2 separate regions of the Homo sapiens genome follow, and region 2 is linked to region 1. Evidence: read pairs that join two places in POLR2A ChIA-PET (ENCODE). Cell type or tissue: PC-9. All regions are shown on one strand.

Evidence for each region. Peaks named below come from ENCODE experiments on the same cell type or tissue, not always from the same donor. Only the 100,000 strongest peaks of a DNase experiment are listed, where the experiment ranks them.
Region 2: POLR2A ChIA-PET joins it to region 1 with 11 read pairs; 2 of 35 experiments call an interaction of 5 or more read pairs at or near these places.

The regions. Positions count from the first base shown.
Region 1 is chr3:187,207,958-187,215,957 of GRCh38, forward strand. No RefSeq gene overlaps it. Among named protein-coding and RNA genes, the nearest start is that of RTP1, 14 kb to the left of the region's middle. In PC-9, no CTCF peak of the experiment used is centred here; DNase peaks (open chromatin) are centred at 364 and 4,134.
Region 2 is chr3:187,436,177-187,444,176 of GRCh38, forward strand. No RefSeq gene overlaps it. Among named protein-coding and RNA genes, the nearest start is that of LINC02041, 6.9 kb to the right of the region's middle. In PC-9, no CTCF peak of the experiment used is centred here; no DNase peak of the experiment used is centred here; H3K27me3 peaks cover 618 bases.

The DNA of each region.
Region 1 (8,000 bases):
ACTTAACCAGTCTCTAAAGAGTTTCAAACTTTCCCTAGTCTTTTTGTCTTCTAAGCCTTCATCAGAATCTAGGCATTTCCTAGACTGCTCCTCCAAATTCTTTCAGCCTCTGCCCATTACCTGATTCTAAAGCCAATTCCACATTTTCAGGTATTCATTACAAGCAGCACCCCACTCCTTGGTAGCAATTTTCTCTCTTAGTCTGTTTTCTGTTGCTTCTAACAGGATACCTAAAACTCCATTCATCCATTGAAAAACATTTGAATTGTTTCCACCTTTTGCCTATTGTGAATAATGCTTCCACAAACATTAGTGGGCAATGATTCATCTGTTTGAATTCTTGCTTTCAATTCTTTAGGTAATTTTGTAGTTGTTCAAGATGGGGCATTTGGAGTATAGCCACCTCTTCCAGTCTTTGCAGACTGGCTTTGTGCCAGAGAAGCCCTTCACTAATTAGCTGGGCGTGCCCTGTACCTAGGGATCAGCCAGAGGTGAAAGCTTAAAGTCTTTTCAGTTCTTTTATGAGCATGCATCTTGACTGGGCCTATGGCTTTTTCAATTTCCCAGTATACAGGCCTGCTTTTGAATGTCTTCATTTCCCAGAGTCTCACTCCAGCTTCTCCTCTGGGTCTTAGATGATCTATTGTGTAGCTCCACCTGTAATGTCTCGCCACAGGTGTCTGTGGAGCTTTTTAAAGCAGACTCCCATGCCTGCGACCCTAGGTTAAAGAGGGAGATTAGCCCTCCAGGCAGCCCCACAAAGATGTTAAAACATTGCAAATAAGGTCTGATCTGCTCCTTCTGTTCTAAAGGAGGATATTGGGCATGGGCTGCTGCATCTCCCTGTGCCACACCAGGGAAAGTGTGGGTCAAGGGTGAGTAAAAACACCATGAATTTCCTGATGTTTTGAATGTGGCTTTTTCTTGACTGAGCCTTCACTTCTTTGCTGTGGACCTTTTACCATTTTCCAACACTCCTATAAAGTTAATTTCATTGAGTTTCTGGTTGTTTTAATGTTTCTATGAGGGGAACATGGGTTTGGATCTGCCTCGTCTGCCATTTCACTGCAACACACTCAACTGTTCTCCCTGTTCTTGTCTTCCTACAACCCGGCCTCCACGCAGGGCCATAATGATACCTCACACATGCTGTTCCATCTGTTCCTCTTTTCTCTTTGCCAGGCTAATTCCAACTCATTCCGTTTCCAGCCTACACTCTTTCCTCTTCATTTTATCCATTCAAGAATAGAATAGATGCTCCTGCTAAGAACAAGTATATTTCCCTCTGCTTTCCATTTCATAGGGTCTCCTTCCAACTGCAAGACTTTATGATTCTCAAAGTCTACTTAGGGAAGCAAGTATTTACAGAGTCATGGGATGTTAGAGTTGGAAGAACCATTAGAGGCTCAATCACTTCATTTCAAAAATGACAAAATGTGGTGAGAGTGTGGGAGTAACTAACCCCGGGGCCTACTGTCAGGTGATGGTAGAGCAAAGCATCCAAGTCTCACCTAGTTTTAGTCCAGAACTGTTTCCCAAGACTCTTCCTGATCTGCTAGGAAGATGTTTCAATCTAAGGAGGCCTCACCTGCCTCTCTTACTGCCTCTTATACTTGCTGCAGATGGGGAATTCTGGGTTTGCTCATGGGCTTTGCTTCTGTCTTGGCAAAGATTTCTCTGTGATAGTTCTTTCTTTGCACACATTGCCACATGCCACATAATGAACTTGTTAGATGTATCTTATGTGTTATAAATAAACTCCTCAGGGAAATTCCTGGATCCTGGGCCTCTCCCACTGGAGCTTTTGTTTGCTTGTCTTGATGTTCAAGCCAGGAAGAGAACTACAAGCACTGAATTATAGTTCCAGAGGCTGAAATTCTTGGTGTAGGGTTGAGAAAAATTGTTATCTCTATTGCTTTCCTCATGCCCATCTTGACAGAGGACCAGCTCAATGGGAGGATTCCTTCTGGGGTTCAGGAGCCCTGAGAACTGAGAGGACTGCCAAGGAAGGAATATGTCCGACATAGTAAGTCCATAGACTATCAGAGCTATAAGACAAATTAGAGATGCTTTGAGCTAGGGCCCTTATTTTGCAGATGAGAAATTGAAGCCCAGAGAAATTAGGAAACTTGACTAGCATTGTATATCATGGGGTAAGAGAAGATCATGAAATTTGGGGTCAGAAAACACTTGAGTGCTGGTTCTGCTACTTACCAGCTCTGTAACCTCAAGCAAGCCTCATTTTCCTCCTCATCAAAATGGAAATAATCCTATCTGCCTTGGAGGGCTATTGCCAGGAATAAAGAATACTCTGTCTACGATAATGCCTGCTATAGGGCACATGCTCACTGAATGCTCATGCTCTTCTTTCATCCTCTTTCCCTTCTAATTTGCAGCTTCCTCTTTGAGTCCTGAAAGGCTCTTCCTTCTCTATGATTTCAGTTAAGCTTGGTTGGTAAATACTTAAAAAAAAAAAAAAAAAGGCAAGGGTTAATTTTGCAGCTTTGAAATGGTTTATTTATTAACTGTAGAGTTATTTATTTTCTTCCCTCATATTTATTTCAAAGCAATGATTTCATTTTTCCAGAAGCACGATGGTCACTCTTCATTCTTCAAAGATAGCTGTTTAAAAACATCTCTTTAAACAGAAAACACCAGTAATTTTCTGGGCTCCCTTCCCATTGGCTGGAATACTCCAGAGGAATTTAGTTCTTTTCCAAGTCCCATTCTGGTTCTCTGTGGGACTCCTAGCTAAGGAATTTCCTTTGGAGTCATTTTTGGCATTGCTTGGGTACTGCCACATGCACCAGGGAAATGAAATCCGCCTGTTATATGACTATGCTGTTACAGAGTCCTGTAGAGGTGGTTGCATTAGTGGTTGTGGTATAGAAGAGCTCATTGGCCTTGGAGTCAGAAAACCTTGGTTTCAGACCTGGTTTAACCATTATCTAGGCTGCTGGCCTTGGGCGACGTAGTCTTTCCTCTCCCCTAGATATCAGTTTCCTTATTTGTAAAGCAATCAGATAAAGTGCCCGAAGGGTCTCTGCCAGCTTTGACCTTAATCACAAACTGCTACTTAGCCCTATTTTGGGGAAGGAGGGGAATTTGGAATGGTGTCCTAACCCTGACCCTTCCAACAGGTCATCTGATTGTTACCCCAGGATTTCAGTCTGCCTAGGTTGATTTGGTGTTTGACCCTCTTATCTGAAACCTTCATAACATCTTTCTTTCCCTTTCTTATCTGGAAACAAACATATGTCTTACTCTCTGACTTTTCTCTAAAGGAATTCAAGTTTTTAAAGGCAGTTACCTTGAGAGGTGTTGTTTTATACAAGAACTTGGGTGATAGTGATGAAATTTCCGTCTTTTTCTTATCCTTTCACTTCTTTTAAAACAAGCTCAATAATCCTACATCACCATCTTAATAGGGTCATAATGATATTTACAGAATGTCGTAAAATATTCCCTATTTTCAAGATTCATTCATTTAATGGATGTTTATTGAGTGCATATTATGTGTCAGATATTTTTCTAGGCACTTGGGGATATGGCAGAGAAGAGCTACTAAATTGCTGTTATTGTGGATAGAGGAGCTAGACAATACACAATGTAAGTTGAGATGTGTGGTATATTAGATAGGGTTACATACTAAGAAGAAGAACAAAGTAGGCAAGGGAGATAGGAAAGGTAGGGAATGAAGTTACAATCTAAATTGGGTAGTGAGGGAAGGCCTTACTAAGAGGATGACACTGGGGGAAAAAAAAGATGAAGGAAACAAATAAGAGGAATGGCAGGTGCCAAGGCCCTGAGGCAGGAGCATCCTGAAATGTTCATACATGAGGAGGCTAATGTGTGCAGTAGGACCAGAGTGGTAACGGGGATCAGGTCACTGTCAGAACACTGGTTTTTAATCTGAATTAGATAGGAAGCCACTGGAGAAGTTGAGTGGCAGGGTGATGTTACCCAATTTACTGTCACCCAGTTGATAACAGACCATAGAGATACAAGAATGAAAGAGGAAATATTAGCCAGGAGGCTCCTGCAGTACTCCTTGCAAGAGGCTGTAGTGACCCGTTCCAGGGTGGTAGCAGCTGTGGTTGAGTCTGGATGTACTTTAAAGGTGGAGCTGAGAGGATTTGCTGGTGACTCAGATGTGCAGTATGAGAGAGAGAGGAGTCAAAGACGCCCCAAGATTTTTGGCCTGTGCAACTGGAAGAATGGAGTGTCTACTTTCTGAGATGAGGAAGGCCGTGAGGAACAAATTTTGGGGCAATATGAGGACCTCAGTTTTGGACATGGGCATTCTGTTAGACATTAAACATGAGAAATGCGAAGGTGGCAGTTGAAATATCACGCCTGTGGTTTAGAGGAGGTGCCCAAGCTAGAGATGAAATTGGAGAGCCATCAGCATTTAGGTGGTTTTAAATGTCATAAGCCTAGATGAGATTATTTAGGGAGTGAGGGTAGAGAGGAAAGAAAAGAGGCCAAAGAGCTGAGCCCAGGGAATCCCCATGTAGAGAGGTTGGAAAAATAAGGAGAAACTAACAGGGAGACTGTGGGGACTGAGGCACAGAGAGCAGGATTCCCTGGGGCTTTCAGAGCTTTGGGAGCAGAGTGAGGACTGGAATCCAGGCCTTCACAACCAGGTTCAGAGCTCTGTCTACTGGCCCAAGGCTCCTTCTCTCTCATGGCACCAGCTACTTCTCGTATTGGAATCTTGCTGATGTCCCTTGCATGGGACACATTGTTTCATCGAATCTGAGCAGGAGGTGGATTTTTGTCTCTATTTTTTTTTCAGTGCACTTGAAGTACTTCATAACTTTAAAATGCACTCAAATGAAAAGACTTGGTGGGAGGCCCAGACTGCTATCATGGATTTGGGCGTCAGACATGCAAACTCAGACCAAAGGGAGATGTTGTCAGAGTTGTTAAAAGAAGGATTCTGTTGTCTTGGATCCCACTGGCAGGCCTGGGCCACACATGAGCATTTAACTGGCAGGGATTAAATAAACCAGATGGTCCCAGGCGATGGGCAAGATGGGATAACGTCACAGGACAAATAGCCCAAGGGGAGAAGAGAGTCCTCACTTTCAAACTAGGTCAGCATCTTCTGAGACCACAGGCCTGGTCTACATCTACACTGTGACCTTCGGATCCCCAGGCTTGCTCTGGTTGGTGCTGGCCTGTTGGTATCCATTGGGGTATCATAACCTCTGACTTTGTAGAGGTCTCCTTTGGGACTGAAAGATGCTGGCAGGGAAGACATGTTTTTGCCCATGCTGATCTGTTTGTCATTCAGACACTCACCCTGGGTACCGTCCAGGCCCCACACACCTTCCCATTGTCATCACACTGCTTTATCCTAATACCCCATTCCTCAGAGAAGACTCCCTTGGTGGCTTTGTGATCTGCCTAGGTGTTGAAATGGTCCTGGTTCTTTTTCCTTATTATCAGAAGCTCATTGCTAGGAATTGAGCTTGTGTTTCTGCATTCAAATGACATTTTTCTTTTCTTCTTGAAAAAAAAAATGCCAACACAGGAAATTGTTGCAAAGGCACTGTTTGTCTCCTTCCCTCAAGTTCAGAGAACCCATGGCTTCCTTTCTATGGACAAGTGCTGGTACCAGTGGGTCACAGAAAGACCAGGGACCTGGGAAACGATTTCTGCTTTTGGGTTTTGGTTTCTGCCCTCTTTTCTCTCTACTTCTCTACTAATTCACTGTGAAGTGTTAACAGAGGTTGAGAATCTGTTAAAAGTGACTTCTCTAAGCCCAGCCCTAGGTTCTCAGAGCCCCCAGAAGGAGATTCCTCTCCTCCCTGTAAGCTGGCCTGCCTCGTTCAGGACCATTAGGTCTCTTGCCTAATGTACTGTAGCCATCTTGAGTCTCCCTCAGTTCACTGCATTTAATGCCTCATTTGAAAGGGAAAGCTGATCACATCTCTCTTTGGTTTAAAATCCTTAGATGGCTCCCTATTCCCAAAAGCAAGCTGTGTATTCAAGGCTTTTTATAATCCTGCACATAGAGATCTTCCCAAATGGTGTGATGTTCTTTCTCCCAAACTGTCTGTCTCTCTAGGGACTATATCATTCAGTTTTCCACAAATGCCTGGTGTCCTTTCATATCTCCGCTTTCTCATATGCTACTCCCCATTGCCTGGGATGCTCCTCCTCCTCTTGGTTTACTACTGCAAGGTAAAACAGTACCATTCTTTCCAGAAAACACTAGTGCAGAAAGGTCTTAGCAATGGTGTTGCTACTGAGAGTCACAAAATAGTTCTGGACCACGGGCTACAATATCAGGGAATCTATCTCATCTCTGTCTCTTGCTGGTTGAGTGACCTAAGTCAGAGGTTGCACACTGGTGGGAGAGCCTATAATAATGACTTTCAAATTGCATGTCCATTAGAATCACCTGTGGATCTTTAGAAAATCCCAGTGCTCAGGCCTTACTCTAGATTGATCATATTTGGATCTCTGTGGTTGAGACACAGACATTGGCATTTCTTTAAACTCCCCAGGTAATGCCTGTGTGTAGCCTTGATTGAGAGCCATTGGTGTTAGAGTTAAGGGATTAGGCTCCAGAGTCCATCAGAACTGGTTTCAAATCCTGGTTTCTCCATCTCCTAGCTGAGAGATCTTGGGTCACATTTTTTTAAATGACATTTTTGTTTTGAGAAGTATTGGAAGGTTGTGAAGATGGTACAGGAAGTTCTGATGAATACTACACCAGTTTCCTCTATTATTACCATCTTATATTTGTTTAGTACATTTCTCACAATTAATGAACCAAGATTGATACGTTATTATTAAATAAAGTCCAAATTTTATTCAGATTTCCTTAGTTTTCACCTGATGTTTTTGTCTTTTCCAGGATCCCATCCAGGATATCACATTACATTTATTTGTCATATCTCCTTAGGTTCTGTATTAGTGTCCTGGGGCTGCCCAACCTGGGTAGCTTAAAACAACAGACATTTATTATTACACAGTTTGGAGGCTAGAAGTCTGCAGTCAGGGTGTTCCCTCTGAAACTTGTAGAAGAGAATCCTTCCTCACCTGTTCCTAGCTTCTGCTGGTTTGCTGGCAATCCTTAGCATTTCTTGGCTTGTAGCTACAAAACTTCAATCTCTGCCTTCATCAAGACATGATATTCTCCCTCACGTGTCTGTGTCTCTGTGTCTTTACTTTTCTTTTTTTTTCTTTTTGTGGAGAAGGAGTCTCACTCTGTTGCTCAGGCTGGAGTGCAGTGGCGTGATCTCAGCTCACTGCAACCTCCGCCTCCCGGGTTCAAGTGATTCTTCTGCCTCAGCCTCCCAGGTAGCTGGGATTACAGGCACCCACGACCATGCCTGGCTAATTTTTGTATTTTTAGTATGCATGGGGTTTCACAGGTTGGCCAGGCTGGTCTTGAACTCCTGACCTCAAGTGATCTGCCTGCCTTGGTCTCCCAAAGTGCTGGGATTATAGGCATGAGCCACCGTGCCTGGCCTACTCTTCTTATAAGGATGCCCGTCCTATAGGATTAATTAAGGGCCCGCTGTACTCTAGTATGACCTTTTCTTAACTAATTACAGCTGCAATTATCCCATTTCCAAATAAGTTCACATTCGAAGGTACCGGGGGGTGGGACTTTAACATATCTTTCCCATTTTGGCTCCTCTTGGCTGTGATAGTTTCTTAGAATGTCCCCGTTTTTGATGACCTTAACAGTTTTGATGAGGGTTGGTCAGGTACTTGGTAGAATGTCCCTCAGTTGGGATTTACCTGATGTGTTTCTCATGATTAGCCTGGGGTTATGGGATTTGGAGGGAAGAACACAGAGGTACAAAGCCATTTTCATCATGGCACACAAAGTCACATAGCATCCATGTGACTTAACACTTTTGTATTAACCTTGATTACCCGGCTGAGGTAGTGTTTATCAGGCTTCTGCACAGCAGAATGATTGTGTCCTGCCCCACCTTTTATACTATATTCTTTGGAAAGAAATCACTATGTGC
Region 2 (8,000 bases), 230 kb after region 1:
GGCTTTCCAAGGTGGCAAACATGGAGCTTACAAGGCCTCTTAAGGCCTAACCTTGAAAATAGCACATTATTTCTGACACATTCTATTGGTTAAAGCCAATCACAAAGCCAGCCGAGCTTTAGGGTGGGGAAATCGACTCCATGTCTTAATGGAGTGTGTCATGTTTTTCATTCTACCAATGCCCTGTCTGCTAGAAAACATGGAAGATTGAAAGTACGGGTGGAGCACAAGGGCTTCCTCCTTCTCTTTTTTCACTCTGTTTCTTCATTTTCTTAACACCATTCTTTCTGGGTATATGGTGTCGTGCAAATTTCTTTTCTAAGGAGTTTCAATTATCTTGAAAGAGAATTATTACATAAAAAGGAAGAGAGCATGGTTGTAGCAAATGTAAACATTGCTTTGAATCTCAAAAATGAAGGCACTTAAAGACCTGTGAGGGGGTCCTCTGTGGCCATTTTACCAAATCTCAGTCTGGTTCTTCTGTCCTCAGGTTCAGTAATTTCTGCCTCTTTCATACCGAGGGCCTCATTGTTCAAGGGCCTCTATCCAAATTTCCACCCCCTCCACTTCCTTCTAGGAAGCCTTACCTCTTTACAAAGGATGAGATTCCCCTTACTCAGATTCTTTATCTTTTCCAGATATAAGAAGGGTTTAAGATTGAAGCATGTGATCTTAGCACCCCAAGCCTTCACTGATGTTGGTCATCGGCCAAAGTTCAGACAGGCAGGCACAGAATTCCTGGGGCAAAGTGAGCAGTGTCCCATTCTAGAGTTTTTTATTTGATGGCATCTTGTGAAAGCTGAGGCTGTCAGTTACTCTTTCCAGGAACCTATTAAAATAAGATCAGCTCCCAAGAACAAACAACAGTTGTGTGTGTGTGTGTGTGTGTGTGTAGTTTGTGTGTATGTGTGTGCATGTACATGTGTGCACATGTGTGAATAGGTTTAGGAGTGGGTGTTGAGGACGGTTCAGGTAGAGTGGGTTTTTATCAATTAAGAATGCAGTCAATTTGTCAATTGAAAATGGAGTTAGTGAAGCTCCCAATATTGAGTAAGAAGTGTCTGGCTTCTTTTCTACTCAGCTTTGATCTCTGATGGAATCATAAAAGTCTCATGCTGCAGACTGGATTCAGTGGTTTCCAACCCCAACCACACATATGCATACACAGACACACACATATCTGAAGGGATGTGCTGACTCTTTTTACTATGTCTTAGAGGAAATCTACCTTCTTATAATCTCCACCCACCTGTAATAATTTTCTGCTGCGGACACACAGATAAGGTCTAATTCATCTTTTTATGAGAGGCTTTTGTGTATTTCAAGATAATTACCACCAGGCACCGTGGTTTATACTGGTAATTCCAGCAATTCAGAAGGCTGAGGCAGGAGAATCACTTGAGGTCAGGAGATTGAGACCAGCCTGGGTGACATAGTGAGACCTATCTCTAAAAAAACCCAAACAAACAAAAACAAAAATAAAAGTTAGCGGGGTGTGGTAATGCATACCTGTAGTCCTAGCTACTTGGGAGGCTGAGGCAGGAGGATCGCTCCTTGAACCCAGGAGTTCAAGGCTGTAGTGAACTATGATTGTGCTGCCACAACTGCAATCTAGCTTAAGCAACAGAGTGAGACCTCACCTCTAAAAATTAAAAAGAAAAATATAATTACCATGTACTTCCCAAGTTTTCTACTGTCCTAGCTAAACATTGAGGCTGGCTGAATACAATATTACCTGACAAATGCCATGCGATTGATGCAAAAAAGATGAGAAAACATATTCATGCTCATACCTATTCTTTTTATGCTAGATATTTCAGTAGTGCATCCAGCAGAAATTCAAATTGTTAGATTTAGGATATAGATAATGGGTGGAATATGGAACATGGAATATTAAGTCATCAATTCTGCTCTATTTCCTTTTGTTTATGTGTCCAGCACAGTCAAAAAAGATAAGAAGGAGAAGACTGTGAAAGTAGGTTGTCTGAATCCATTTTATGCTGTTATGATAGAATACCACAAAGTGGGTAATTTATAAAGAAAATAAATGTATTTCTCACAGATCTGGAGGTTGGGAAGTCCAAAAGCATGGCACCAGCATCTGGTGAGGGTCATCCCATGGCAGAAGGATGGAAAATAGAAGCAAGCATGAGAGACAAAGAAAGCACACTTTTATAACAAAGCCATTCCTTCAATATCTAACCCAACATTTAGAAGGCAGCAGTAATCTATTTATGAGAGTGGAACGCTCATAACCTAATCACCTCTTAAAGATTCCATTTCCCAATAGTGTTACACTGGTGGTTAAATTTCAGCATGAATTTTGGAGGGTACATTCAAACTACAAGACAGATTTCATGTTCAATCTAATAATTCTCTTCCATAACTGGACAAGTCCTACAAATAAGGTTGGTATTTAATAACATTCAGTAATATTTATTAAACACCAACTATACATCAGTCACTGTGCACCTGGCACCCAGAAAACCCAGTTGGGTGAATACTAGATATCACTTAAGTCATACAACTCTGTGAGGTAGAAATTATCCCAATTTTCAAGATAAAGAAATTGGAATTTGGGTAGGTTAGGTGAGTAGGCCAAATTTCTACATTTAGTAAGTATAAAGCTACCCCAGAACTTTTGTCTCCAAACTCAGTACTTCTTTTTACTCTACTCGGTGCATGCCTGTTCTGTGCATCGGGTGGTGGGGTTAGACACAGCACAAGAGGTTTTTGCCTTTATATTTTACCCTCTACATGGGAGAAGGAGAATTCAGAGAGGAGGGGAATATTGAGCTGGTCCTGGAAAAACAGTGGGCAGTGGAGACATAGGAGGGGACGACAATACAGGGAGATTTAAGAGCCAAGATATATAGAGAGAAGTTTGCTGGGATGCTTAGCAAATATTGAGTAGAGTGGTCTGGCTGGATGGGGAAAGACCCATATTGGTAGTGAAAGGAGGCTGCTTTGAAACTCTGTGTTAGTTTGGCTATAGTCCCTGACAGAGTGTGACTGTGCAGAGCCTTGAACAACAAATTAAGAAGCCTTTTTCCATGGTTGGTTAGGCCCAGTGTATTGATTGGCCGCATTTCCAGAGGTCTAGATAAGCCTGCATCAAGGAAAATTCCTTTTTTGTTGCTGTTGATGTTGAGCATGTTCTGGGCTGGCCTTTTCTCACCATTGGAAAGGTAAACAACTGTAGGATTTAGATTTGAGTTTGACAATAGGAAGTAAGGTACCTTGCTTGACCTGTGTACTTACCAGTAGAATGGGGAGAAACATAAGAATTATTTACATGGTATCTGGCATATATTTTTGGGGGGAGTTCCTAGAAATATTTAGCAACAGAATTCAAAGGGTCCGGATCCAGCCATTTAAGTCTTAAACTTTTCTTCATCCCAACTCCATCAAGAGGGAGCCCATGAATACTTCTAGCAGAGTTGTCACTTGATGAAAAGTAGTGTGATGGGACCACCAATCTGGGGCAGATGTCCTAGCATGGCTTAGAGTGGAGATCCAGGAAGCAGGAGGACCAGGTAAGAGACAAGCCAGTGGTGGAAGGGTTGTCAGGAAATCTAATAAATTTGTCCATGTATTTATTTATTTATTCATTCATTCACTCATTCATTTATTCATGTATTTATTTACTCAACAATTATGTGGGAAGAACCTACCATGTGCCGGGCTGTAGGTCAAAGCTCTGGAAATCAGAGGTGAACAAACCGGACATAATTCCTTCCCTCAAATTATTTACAGTCTCTCTTCTAAACTTATTATTCTAATATTTCGATGCAATCTTTCAGTGTTTTAGGGTGGTGGGATTTTACAGGATTTAAGACGTTTCAGCAAAGGGAGAGGGTAGTTGGTTATGTAGTGATCTCCCTGACCTTAGAGGTAGTTGTTGCACTAAGTAAGAGCCTGACTGAAATTTCTACTAAATATCTCCCAACACAGGAAGATAAGCATCTAGAATTCATGTTTATAGGATATGCATCTGAGCCTGTGATGAGACCTCTACTGGGATTCTTCTTAAAAGGAGTCAAGAAATGAAGTGAGAAGATTTTTTTCTTCTTTATTCTCGAGCAAAAACAATGTGGGATAGAGAAGCCACAGGCCAAACCCTCTTAGGAAAGCTGGCCAGGAATGCAAGCACCATGAAAGTTCTTTCACAAGAAAAGGAGAATTGCTTCCTAGGGTTATCCTGATTTCAAAGTCAAGGTAGCATGAGATTGGCTTATTTTTGCGCTGGGCTTGAAAATGTAACTGACTCAGGAGAGAAATGTTAGGACCAATTTCTGGCCTTGAGAAATTCCCTATCAGGAGGTTGGTACAAAGGTGCATTTGCAGTAATCAGCTCTTTTCTTTAGCTTACACCTCCACCTGCATCATGCAATTGCATCAATACCTCCTCAAATTCCCATAAGATTATTTTTGAGAAAACTTAATGTGTTACTATGTAACTTCTCTGAGCCTCAGTTTCCTCCCCTGTCCAATGGGGCTGATGATATTTTAGCAGCACTAAGTTGTATCACAGAAGTAATTATCCAAATATAGTACCTAGTACTTGGCTGTCACCTAATACTTGCCTCATACCATCACATCTAGGAAAGTTAAAATACCTTTTTTAAATGACACACTTTGTGAGAAAAATTAGGCCAAATATGTAAGGAAGAAATTATTAGTTATTAATATTTTCCCCAGTCAGTTTCTAAGTTCCTCAGATTATTTATCCCAAGATTTGTGGGAAGAAGCTCAAATGAGACAGGGTCTAGGAAAACCTGTTGCAAGCTATTAAGTGTTCTCTGCCTAAAAGGGACCATCTTAGACCTGAGGGGGCCTGCTTCCTTGCTTTCAGCAAGACTGCTGGTGCCCCAAAGCCAGCATCAGTGCATGGAAGAGGGCTTATGATCAGCCCTGCGTGCCTGCTAATGATGACCACAAGCGGCCTTGAAGAGGCTTTTCATCACCACACCTTGTCTTCTTCCAACTCCAATTTGTACAGCCTATGGGTTGCTTCACTTCCAGGAGCCAGACCCCAGGGGCTGTTAATAGCCAAGGTCACCAGTGTGAACCTCCGCTCATCCTAGCCAGCATGGCTGTGACTTCCCAAGAGAAGATAAAAGACTGATAGGCCCCCCCCAAGAGAGGAGAGAGCGACACTTCTCATTAACAGAGGGCCGGTCAGGGAGTAGGATGCAAATGGCCCTGATGCCCCTGTGGCTGCTGCCACTCTCATTGCCTCCTGGCACATCACGGCAGGTGGATGACAACTTGTCTCACTGAAGAACTCTGAAACTGTTTCTAGGGGTGCTTTTGGGAGAAGCAGAGGCAAATCCTGCTAGAGCTTTCTGATACCAACCCTATGGCATTTGTCCTCTTGACTCCATACCTAAGGCTTCAGCACAGTCCTCCACTTGAAATGTAGGCCTAGAGGAGGACACACCTCTGGAGGAACTCATTCCAGCTTTACTTTCTTCGAATACACAGGCACGCACACGTGCACACACACACCCCTACACACACGCACACACACACACACACACACACACACACACACACACACCTTTTTCCTATTTTTTTTAGGGCAGTGAGAGGTTCTCAAATTTCAGTGTGCATCAAAATAACCTGGAAAATTTATAAACATACAGGGCCACACCCCAGACCTACAGGGCCTAGGGAATCTATGTTTTAACCAGTTTTCCAGGTAATTCTGGTATAAATGATCATGAGATCACACTTTGAGGTATACTATTCAGGAGTTAAAAAATAATTACAGAACCTATTTTATAGAGTTTTAAAAACTGGAAGACAATTCAAAGGTATGTAGAATAGCCTTTCATTCTACAAATGAGAAAGTGGATAGAGGCCTAGGCTGTAGCTGCCTGCCAGAGTTCAAACCCTGGCTCAGCCTCTTACAAGCTGGATGATTTGGGGTAAGTTACTTAAATACCCCGTGCATCAGTTTTCTCATCTATACAACAGAAACAATATAAAATGTTACCTATCTCATGAGAGATTTTATGAGGTTTAAATGCATTCATATAGTCAAAGTTTTGGAAAAGTGCCTGGCACATAGTGAACATTCAATAAATTATTTGTATCTTTCAGGTTCAATCAGAAAAACAGGACCACTTCGAGTAGTATAGAATATGGGATATATTACAAGGCTTAGACCAGACATAATTGTGGGAACTCATTATGTTGCTACTTTAGGGGGCAGTTTCTGCTTTTGATGCTGGCCCAAATGTCAGCAGGGCTAGAAACATAGAAGAAAAGATAGACATCAAGTAGGAATAACGAGGACAGACTAGAATCTGCAAGAATTAGCTGGAACAATATGTGCTGCTTCTTCAATCTCGGTGATGCTGTTGGCCTACAAGATAAGCTGGCAGCCTGCACCATAGGGTCACACCTGCTCTTGTCCCAGTACTCAGAGAAGTTGAAAGAGGGGATCTGGCAGGAGCTGAAGGAGCTGCAGCATCAACTGTGCTCTAAACCAACCAAGTAAGCCAGCATATCAGTGACCACGTGCAAGAGCTTGTAGCTGCCCTCATTAACCTTTAGAGGATAAAGAAAATAAAATAGCCCTTCTTCACTTTCCCCTTTCAAATCTCACATGACTTGGAACATTAACTTGTGGCCAACCTTAACCTGAAATTGTATAGCCAAGGGGACTCTAAGATTTGCAGTTCCAGCTTAGCTAAGTTGACAAAGTACAAAAACCATCATATTGTCAATTTCTCTTAATACACATCAGGAAACTGAACAGAGCTGGTGAGTACCTTAGGCAAGGTCACACAGCAAATTTTTGGGAGAAGAGAGAGAGAAAGACCTAGGCTTAGGCTACTCAGCTTCTGATAGTCAAGCCTCCTGGTTGCCACAAAGAACTTAAGAAGGTGTCCCTCTGAATGTTTCTTAAACCTACAGAGGGAAAGCCCAAGGAGATGATGGGTCTGTTTCAATAATACATTCACTGAGGGACTGCTAGGTGCCAGTTAGTCTGTCGTCAGGCAGGTAGGACTCCCTTCTTTGCTTACAGAGAAGAAAACTGCATTGGTAAGTACAATAAAAGGCCAAAGAGATACATGCTTCAAGGGAGAGACAATGGTAGTGTTTTAGGGTGGAGCTTGTTAAAAGATAGGTTATCAGACCATGTCAAGTGGCTTTTGCCTAATACTCAAAGGTCATCAATCTAGATCCTATTTCTCTACCCTCTTATCCCTTGCTACTCCGCCGAAATGAAGTACGATATATGGGACAATTTACTTTGAAGCCTCTTGCTACTGTGATAACATGGATACTGTTGTTTTCTCCAACATCCATCTGAGTAAATCAGGCTAAGCATTACCTCCTTGCCACAGTGGTTGCTTCAAGTTACCCAGACCTAAGCCAGGTACTAGAGTCCATTTGGTTGCTGGTGTTGAGATGATCACTTAAAAAATTGTCTAACTCTTTGAGACCAGCCTGGCCAACATGGTGAAACCCTGTCTCTACTAAAAATACAAAAATTAGCTGGGTGTGGTGGTGCACACCTGTAATTCCATCTACTCGGGAGGCTGAGGCAGGAGAATTGCTTGAACCTAGGAGTCGGAGGTTGCCAGATATTTACTCAATGGTTGGAGGAAGTGCATTTCCTCTTCCACTAGATACTGAAAAGGAATTATCACACTGATTGTGCTATCCGCAGCTGACAAACACAGAAGGAACCAGTTGTAGCCTAGAGTCAACATTATGGATGGCAGAATGAAAGAAACATCATTGGGCCATTGAATCAACCATCTCGGAAGCCTGCTTGAACTCTAGGCTTTCCAGTTAACTGAGTCATTGTGTTATCCTGTGTTTGAAATAGTTCAAGTTGGACTTTTCCATTACCTCTTATAGAAAACGTCTGCATTAATACACGTGCCTTTGAATATGCTGAGGATATTTTTCCTCTGCTAAAATAACAGTTCTTCTTACTTTACCTAAAGTCTTCTACTTTTCTCTCAAGAACTTGTTCA